2 separate regions of the Mus musculus genome follow, and region 1 is linked to region 2. The links are chromatin loops, found by intact Hi-C in ENCODE. Cell type or tissue: left cerebral cortex. All regions are shown on one strand. Each heading gives the region's core, and the rest is flanking DNA. Links, peaks and the distances in the headings are about the cores only. Region 1 has its middle 63 kb from the start of Olfr267. Region 2 holds the start of Lpar1 (lysophosphatidic acid receptor 1).

The links. Peaks named below come from ENCODE experiments on the same cell type or tissue, not always from the same donor. Only the 100,000 strongest peaks of a DNase experiment are listed, where the experiment ranks them.
Region 1: a loop joins it to region 2, with 2.0 times the contacts of the local background. A loop is called at or near these places in 1 of 42 quality-filtered maps.

The regions. Positions count from the first base shown.
Region 1 is chr4:58,720,794-58,725,184 of GRCm38, forward strand. No RefSeq gene overlaps it. Among named protein-coding and RNA genes, the nearest start is that of Olfr267, 63 kb to the right of the region's middle. In left cerebral cortex, for the core only: no CTCF peak of the experiment used is centred there; a DNase peak (open chromatin) is centred at 2,188.
Region 2 is chr4:58,550,083-58,554,473 of GRCm38, forward strand. It overlaps Lpar1 (lysophosphatidic acid receptor 1), which reads right to left and starts at 3,211. Exons shown (of 4, transcript NM_172989.1): 1 at 3,052-3,211. In left cerebral cortex, for the core only: CTCF peaks have their summits at 1,935 and 3,167; DNase peaks (open chromatin) are centred at 1,932, 2,916, 3,263 and 3,451; H3K4me3 peaks cover 1,820 bases; H3K27ac peaks cover 742 bases.

The sequences.
Region 1 (4,391 bases), core at 176-4,175, 170 kb after region 2:
CTCCACAGCAGCGCTGTGACTGTGAACCTGCTGTGGCCATTGAGAAACACAAAAGGAATGGAAAAAGCCACTAAATGTTCTGGAGTGGCCCCAAAATACCAAGGAACAGTTCTGAGCATGTGAAGAAAAAAACCAGGAAACAAGTGAGAAGGCTCCGTGGGGCATGCTCCGAGCAAGTAAAACAAGGCCCTGAAGACCCGGAGGCCCCAAAAGCATACAGGAATACAGAGAAACCAGGGGCACAGGGGTACAGGGACACAGGAGCACGGGGCACAGGGACACTCTGGATATCTAGAGACATCCATACTTGCTCATACATTTTCCCTCCCTAAAACAGACCATAATAAAGGAAGAAGGAAGCAAGCAAGGTTACTAAACAAAAAAGATGCCCATACAATTCAAGAAGCCATTCCTGCCTTACACTATACTACTGCACTGTATGGTGGGCTAGCATGGAGGAAATTTGGGGAAAAAACATTAAATTGGGGAAGACAAACATGGAGATCATGGGAAAGTTGAGAACTATCCACTTGGAGCCACACCTCTTTTTTTTCCTCTATATCAAAACAGCCGTTCAATACCCAGAATATACAAGGAACTCAGAACTTAATAGTAATAATTCAACAATGTGATTAAAAATGGGCATCTGAGAAAGGCTTGATCTCTCTGCTGTCCAGTGAGAATGGCCGTGACACACGTCCCCAGCCACACACGTGTGAGAAGAAACGCTGTGATACTTCTGCTTCTTCCTCCCACCGGGAACACATGCATGGCGTGGAGGTGCCGCAGACAGACATCACCCAAGTAAAGGGAGCCCTTGCAAGAGGAGGCAGAAAGAGTATAAGAGCCAAGAGGACGGAGAACACCAAGAAAAAAGGCCTTCCAGACACAACAAGGCTGGTGCCCATAAGAACTCACAGAGACCATGGTAGACCACGGCCGCATGCACAAAGCCTGCATCGGCCTGTGCCAGATGGGATCCCAGTGCTGAGAGGGGAAATCGACACAACTCCCATCCCTAACCCAGAAGCTATCTCCAATAGCTAATTGCTTACAAAGGAAAAGTTATTTCTCTCCAACAGAGTCTCGCTGGGTCTACAAACCACACTTATGGGCAGGCTCAAACCCACCAAAAGTAAACAGCTAACACAAAATGAACTCCATGGTACTTTTTGGAGAATTTTTGTCTCATAATTCTTTCTTTGGGCTTTTTAATTTAACCTTACAGATCTTTTGCTTATATATTATAGTGTCCAATTTTGTTTTTATGGGTCTTCTTTGTGTGTGAATATGTGCGTCTTAGAGTCTGTAGTATTTCTTTTGCTTTTTCTTCTTCTCGGTTTTTGGTTTTTTGGTTTTTTTTTTTTGTTTTTTGTTTTTTGTTTTTTTCTCGAGACAGGGTTTCTCTGTATAGCCCTGGCTGTCCTGGAACTCACTCTGTAGACCAGGCTGGCCTCGAACTCAGAAATCCACCTGCATCTGCCTCCCGAGTGCTGGGATTAAAGGCGTGCGCCACCACGCCCGGCTCCTTTTGCTTTTTCTTTTACTCTATTATTTTTTTTTCTGTTTATTTTGCTTTACCCTATTCTGGTTTGTTTTATTTTGTCTTTTATCATCATCATCATCATCACCATCATCATTAATGCCTATTTGTTTTCAAATGAGAGAAAAAGAAGGGGTCTGGATTTTGCCAAGTGGGGAAGTGGGGAAAATCTGGGAGGAGTTGGGAGAGGGGAGACTGTAATCAGAATAAAATGTATTAAAGAAAATCTATTTTCAATTTTTTTTTTAAATGTGAGTTCTTTTTCTTACATCCCAAAAGTTAAAGAACATGCCACCGAAATCTGGCCAGAGACTTTGTCGAGCGGAATACATTGTCGAAGGGCAAGCGAGAATACATGCGACAGAGGGGGCTTGCGTTTTGGAGAGCGGGCAGGGTTGCCAAGAAAGAAAGGCCTGGTGGAGTTGGAACCCCGCTTTCAGTGCACTTCTGGGCAGGCTGACAGTAAACTGCCTGCTGAGGTCAGCACATTAGTCTCCTCTGCCCCACTCCAGATGTTACCTGCAGTAAAAGTTTATTAACCCAGGACAGAGCATGCGCCAGAGCCAACAGTGGCGACACAAAGCTCCGTTGTTCTCATGTCCCGATCCGGAGGTCATTATTTGATCTTACAACAGGGAGCCAGGCCTGCTCTCAGCCTTGGCGGGTTTTCCTCCCTCCTGCCAATCATGTTTTTCATCTTGCAAGAGGAAGCCTTTTGAGAGGCCGCGTTGATCTCTTCTTTGCTCCCATAGTGATAAAGCAAACAAGCACCAGGGCCTGGCCAGAACTTCCCCAAACAGTCCCAGTTCTCACAACCCTGAGGCTTCGCTGTGCCAGAGATTTCCTGTTCGAGAATGAATTCATTTTTCATTCATAGAGTTCATTCAGAGTTGAGAAGTCTCACAATTTACCTTGTTTTTGCTGTAGGGACACACCACGCTGTAGAATGTTCTAGTGAAAGAATGCAGTTTCAAAGAGGATAATATTTGGTATTACGACATGTAGTCTTGACGTAGAAAGCCAAAGAGTCATACACATCACACACTTATCATCCAAAGTAAAACCATCAAGGTTTAGAATCCAAAAGAGAGTATCTGTCACGTGTTGTGCTGTGGCCAGGAGGTGGAAAAATCAGAACCCTTGTGCATGACTGGTAGCAATGGAAGAAGATATTGCCCCCTTAGAACATAGGTCATGTTTTAACATAGAGTCTAATCATAGGAGCATGGCTCAGAGATTCCACTTCCATGAGCACATTTAAAAGAAATTTGAATACATCTTAAATGCTCATAGCCTTATGGGAATTAAAAAAAAAAAATAGAAGCACTCCAAGTGACTGTTGAGATCATTTGTGTTTCTGTGACAAGATACCCAAGAGCATCAGCTTGAAAGGAGGACATGTTTATTCTGCCTGGAGAGCTTCAGTCAGGTCCACTGGGTCTCCTGAAATCATCATGGACATCATAGAACAGGGGAGCGTGTAAAAGAGGCTGATTGCTTCCAGGATGCTCACATCAAAGAGAGAGAAAACGATGGTGCCAACAGAATAGACTCATTCCCACCACTTCCAATTCACCCCAGACTCTGAAAGCTTCAACTGTGCCCCAATAATGAGTATGTGACTTATTCCTCGTTCCAGACAACCCCTCCTGGGAAAGCAGAATTAACATCAAAATACAAACAACACCAGGGCCATCCACAATATAAAAACATCTTCAGGAGTCAGAAAGATGAATGAGTTTCAATGGCCCTCTTTATTTCTCCCCTCTGTACACAGATTTCATATTTCAGGAAAGGAACATTTGATTGGTCAGCCTCATCAGGACCAGTCATGTGCTTAGCTTTGCCTTGCAAAACCCAAACACATTGACAAACAATCCTACAAAGCTACATAAAATACAGAAAGGAGAAAATTCCACCTCTGCCAAAAAATAAGACAAGCAGATGGGAGGATCCAAGGCAGCCAAAGACGAGTAAAGGCCCCCACGATATCCTTTAAGAAAGGTCTGCGATGACGGCCGTCTGTGTGGTTCAGCAGATAGCATATGTACTTAAAACTGCCGAGGGGCTGGTGAGATGGCTCAGTGGGTAAGAGCACCCGACTGCTCTTCCGAAGGTCCGAAGTTCAAATCCCAGCAACCACATGGTGGCTCACAACCACCCGTAATGAGATCTGATGCCCTCTTCTGGAGTGTCTGAAGACAGCTACAGTGTACTTACATATAATAAATAAATAAATCTTTAAAAAAAAAAAAAAAACTGCCGAGACGTGGCTGCCGGGGTCACAGATCTTGTTCACACACTGACGTATCACAGTTGCCACAAATGAAACCTGGAACGTGGAAGACACAGTATTTGTTGGAAAAATGACTATCTCTAAGACTTTGTCCCTACATCTGAAACTGGGGAGTCTTGCAGATGTGCAAAATGTCTGGCAGAGAACTATAACAACAGATGCTTAAAAGCTCAGGTTTACAGGGGCTGGAGTATAGCTCATTGGTATAGTGCTTTCCTGGTACATATGATTCCCAGGGTCTGATTATATATAAAGACTCCAATTCTAGTTATTGTTTTTATTGGGATAAACATTGCTAGAATCATTCACTACAAAGTTGAATTTTTTTTCCATTTCACTTCATGAATTCCCAGTGAAGAGAAACAGTTATTGAGTTCAGTTAAATCCACAACTTAATTCTGAGACATGATAAATAATGTGACCAATAATATAGTAACAGGTCCAGAAAGCGAAAGTTATTCTTAAAAGGCTCACACATCCTCAGGAGTGTGGCAGGCTGAGGCTCACACATTCTCAGAGAGTGTGGCAGCCTGAGGCTCACACATCCTCAGG
Region 2 (4,391 bases), core at 127-4,126:
TGCACAACTTACTCGCCATGCTTTTACAGCAGAACGTAAGAGAACACACATTCAGCCATCCCTCAAACATGTGACCTCTGCTCTGCTGCTAGCTGGTATGACTGGGGGGTGGGGAAGTTTCAGGTATCTTGGGGTTAAATAATGGCAAGCCATAACTCCTTAAAGTGATGCCCAGGCCTTCTCCATCACCACCAAGGACCGTGGCAAGCACCTCTGAAAGGTCCTCACTGTTCACATCCATCTTTAAGCCAAGCTGTTTGCCTCTACACCACAGTAAGGATTTCAGGTTCTGCCCCCAGCCTGCCAAGGTCCTCAAGACTCCTCTGCAGCACATAGTGATGCAATGTGGCACAGAAACTCTTCACTCTCTACACCACAGCTATCTGTGTCCCACCTTCTGCACTTCAGCGTTGGCTAAACCCTTCTCTTCATTTTCTTTGTATCTGTTACAACAAGAATTCAATGGTTGCTTGTTGGACTGAATTTGTCTCGTTCTCTCCCAACGCTCTAACACATCCCTAAGAGATATTTAAACACTGACACCATAGAGCCTTTCAAATTATCATCCTTTGCAAAAAGTAAGAAACCAGACAGAAAGTAAGATGCTGACTGACTTATGGGTCGGTTTTATGACGTTATACCTCACCTTCAAAGTAAATAACGCTCCTCACAGGGGCAGGCCTGATGGTACCAAGGAAGAGAGGAAAGGAAGAAGGGAAAAGAGGATGTGAGGGAAAGGAAGGAAAGAAAGAAGGGCAGATGGAAGAGGAAGGCAAGGAGAGAGAAAGGAAGGAGAAGAGAGGCAAGGAGAGAGAGATAGGGATGCAAGGAGGAGGGAGGGGAGGAAGGGAGGGAAGAGAGCAGATTAGGAGGAGGAGGGGAGAGAGGAAAGGATGGAAGAAGGGACTGAGGGGGGGTGGCCACACATTAAGCACAGACATTAAAAACTTGACCTTAAACTAAACTTCTAAAGACATTATGAGTCAAATACTTGTAACTTCCCACTGAAATCAGCATGGTGTGTTCTGTTCCGAGCACAAATTTTTACACCAAGTGTCTGAAGAGATCCCTTTTCCTAAAAAAAAAAATCACAAATTTCAGACCGAATGTTATTATGTCCTCAAAGACTCAGCAACCAGGATTTATTCGTCCCCTGGATGTCCCACTAGGTCAAACAACAGATTCTGTAAAAACCAACACCTATAACAGAACCTGGAAAACAAAATCAAGTTACGTTCTGAAGAATACTAACTCTGAATAGAAACAGACGTCTCTGACATGCTGCCACTTAAATTTTCTCTTCTGTGATTTCTTTACCATCATTCACAGGGACGCTGAGCTTTGGGGGATGGTGGCAGCTCCCCTGAGCTGAAGATGCAAAGGGCAGGGTGGGTGGGTAGGTGGTGCCTAGTAGAGGCCAGACCGCAAGGATCACTTAGACCTCATGTCAGATTTAAGCAGCCTCGCAGGTTTGTAATAATAAGGTTGGCAGGAGAAGAAATTATTGCTTTCTTTCGAGGGGAAAGAAAGGAAGTCAGGGAGGGAGGGAGGGAGGGAGGGAGGGAGGGAGGAAGGAAGGAAGGAAGGAAGGAAGGAAGGAAGGAAGGAAGGAAGGAAGAAAGGAACCAGGCAGGCAGGCAGGCAGGCTAGAGAAAGCCAACTCCTACTTAAGTCCCTCTCTCCAAGCATCCCCCTCCTGACGGGTTTCTTTCATCCCACCTTCTTTCTGTTGCCCTCCCATTTCCCCACAAGACTAATTTTTCTTCATTTTCCTTCTTCAACTTCAACTAGTCTCTCATGGAGGAATCACCCACCCTTAGTTCCCAGTTACAGGGAAGATGGCTGAAACAGCAAAGATCATCCTACCCATTCATTTTCCTGATGAGGACACCAAGCCCAGGAGCCCAGAACCCGTTCAGGGTACACCGCTAGGGGACGCTGTGTACAAGGAGGCTCTGATGTGGTTCTGCAAGTCACCCTTCTCAGCCTTTCCGCCTCAAACTGCTTCCCTCTCTTTCTACATTTTTTCCCTCAAATTCACACTCAAGACCAAAGAAAAGGAAAAATAAAATAGAATTTTAAAAAATATTAGAGCCCTGGTGATTATTATTCATGATGTTGCATCTGGAGGAACCAAGGGCAAAAACTAGATGCTATTACAGCTGTGTTTTAATGCAGCTGGCTGTGGTGCACGGGGCCTTAAGCGTAATGTTGATTCCTCTTCCTTGGTATTCATTCCATCTGAAAGAGACTATGTTCTTCCATTTTCTAAGACTTTGAAACCCGGACTTCTGACTTCATAGTCATGTTAGGTGAGCAAAAGACACTTACACAAAAGGATAAGCACGCAGCTCTGTCGAAACGAATAGAGGATTCCGCTTTAATAACTAGCTACCTTCTTCTAGTTGCAGTTAGCAATAGGTATCTCTGACGATGGGTATAGCTTAAGAGTAAAACTTTTCACAAGCCAGTACTCGCTGGAAACCCACATGGAAGGAAAGCTCCGAAGATTTCAACTAAAAAGAAAAAAAAAAGAAGAAGAAGAAGAAACACAGGCGAAAGGAAGAAAGAAAACGGGAGACGAGGAAGAAAGGACTGAGAAAAGAGACAGTCTAGGGCCCCAGCCTGGAAGCAGCAACAAGCCCTGGGTGCCTCACATCAAAGACCAAATGGCAGCAAAGAAAAACAAGCCTAAAGTTTAAAACCATTCACAGTAAAGTCTCCCTCCCTACAGGAGCAAACAGCCGATCAACCCATTCAAGCAAAATCAGGTTTTTCCCCGCCTTGCATTTCCCAGGTACAGACTAAGCCTAGGGCGGCTTCAAGGAAACTTCAGTTTAAATTCCTTAAACTCAAGGGACGACAAAGTCTCTGGTGAGCAGTGAACTGAGCGCGGGACGCGCGGACACCCGAGCCATCTAAGTCGTCGGGGACGCGGCACCAATAAACTTGGGGAGCCCCTTGCCAGCCCTCTCGCGTCCCCAACCCGATCCAGGTAAGCAACAGGAGGCCACCTACGTGTCACTTGGACGGACCCTGGGGCGCACTGACCTGGCCAAAGGTCGGGAGGGCCGCCCGGGCGGCTGCGGCGACTTCCCTCCCGGGCTGAGTTCCACCGGCTGGTGCGGGAGGCCAGGGCAGCCTCGCCTCCTGCAGGCGGCCTCACACACGCGCGCACACCCACCCACTCCGGGCCCGCGGGCGCGCGCACTCAGGCGCTCACGCGCACGGCTACAAAGCGGCGGGTGGTGGGACAGTGCGAGCCGATCGCGCCGATGGGAGGCGGGGCGGTCGCCACCCGCGCCGCGCCAAGGGACACCCGGCCGCCGTGTCTTTACCTGCTAGGTCCAGCTCCGCAGTTCACGCAGCCGCCGGGCCAACCCAACCCAAGCCTCACCCCAGCACAACCCGGAGCCTACGGAGGGCAGCACTGTGCTGGAGGACAAGAGTCACAACTCCCGGGGCTTTACTGCCGCCCAGTTCCAACTTCCCGGGCTCAAGGAACAGGCAGGCAGCAGAAGAGGCACGGGTGCCAGCCTCCTTACCTCTCCTCCTTCTGGCGCTTTCTGCCACATCCACAGAGCACAAGTCAGAAACTCCCCGCACCCCAAAGCGCCTTTCCTCCCAAGCCGCTCTGCTCTCCTTACCTGCGTGGCACCCACAGCGACTCTGCCTCCTGTGGTCCCCTCCCCCAGTCATTCACTGAACTTCCCGCGCTGCTGCAGGTCGGGGAGGGGGTGGGGGTGAGGGGAGCCTAAGCTTTTCATTCAGTACCTTCGCGGCGCTCCCTTGACCCTCCACAGCAGACACACCCACCTCCGTCACCCCTGGCCCCTCCTGTGCTCACCCCAGCGCCAGGCCTCTTGCAGAGCTTTGGTGGACGCCCTGCATGGTGCATGCTTTGTTGCTGTCCCCTCCTCATTTGAAAAGCCCTGGAAACCATCACAGAGCCTGGGGAAAACAAGAAAAGAAAGGGGGGGGGGGGAGAGAGAACTTGGTGTATGGCCTCCTCCGAGTTGAGTTTCTAAACTTTTTCAGGCAGCACACAAAGTTTCAACCAGCACAGCCCTGTACTTCAGGCCATAGAAAAGCAATAGTTGGCTTTGCAATTGCAAATCAAAGCGAGCGTGCCTTTGTGTCCCTAGAGCTATGATTATAAATTTCTCTTCAGCTAGGAGTGTAACTTTCCAAGGGCAAACTAAGATTTTTCATAGGGCAATTAAGGGCAGGGAAGGCACACCTGGAAGTGTAGGCGGAGGCAGGACCTAAGAATCATTTTCTGGAGACTTCCATCTCAGAAGCCTTACCATCACTCAGTAGTAGATGCGGACAGAGAGAGAGGACTCTCCAGCCGGTCTTCACCCACCTGCTTCACACTCCAGGCCCCCAGG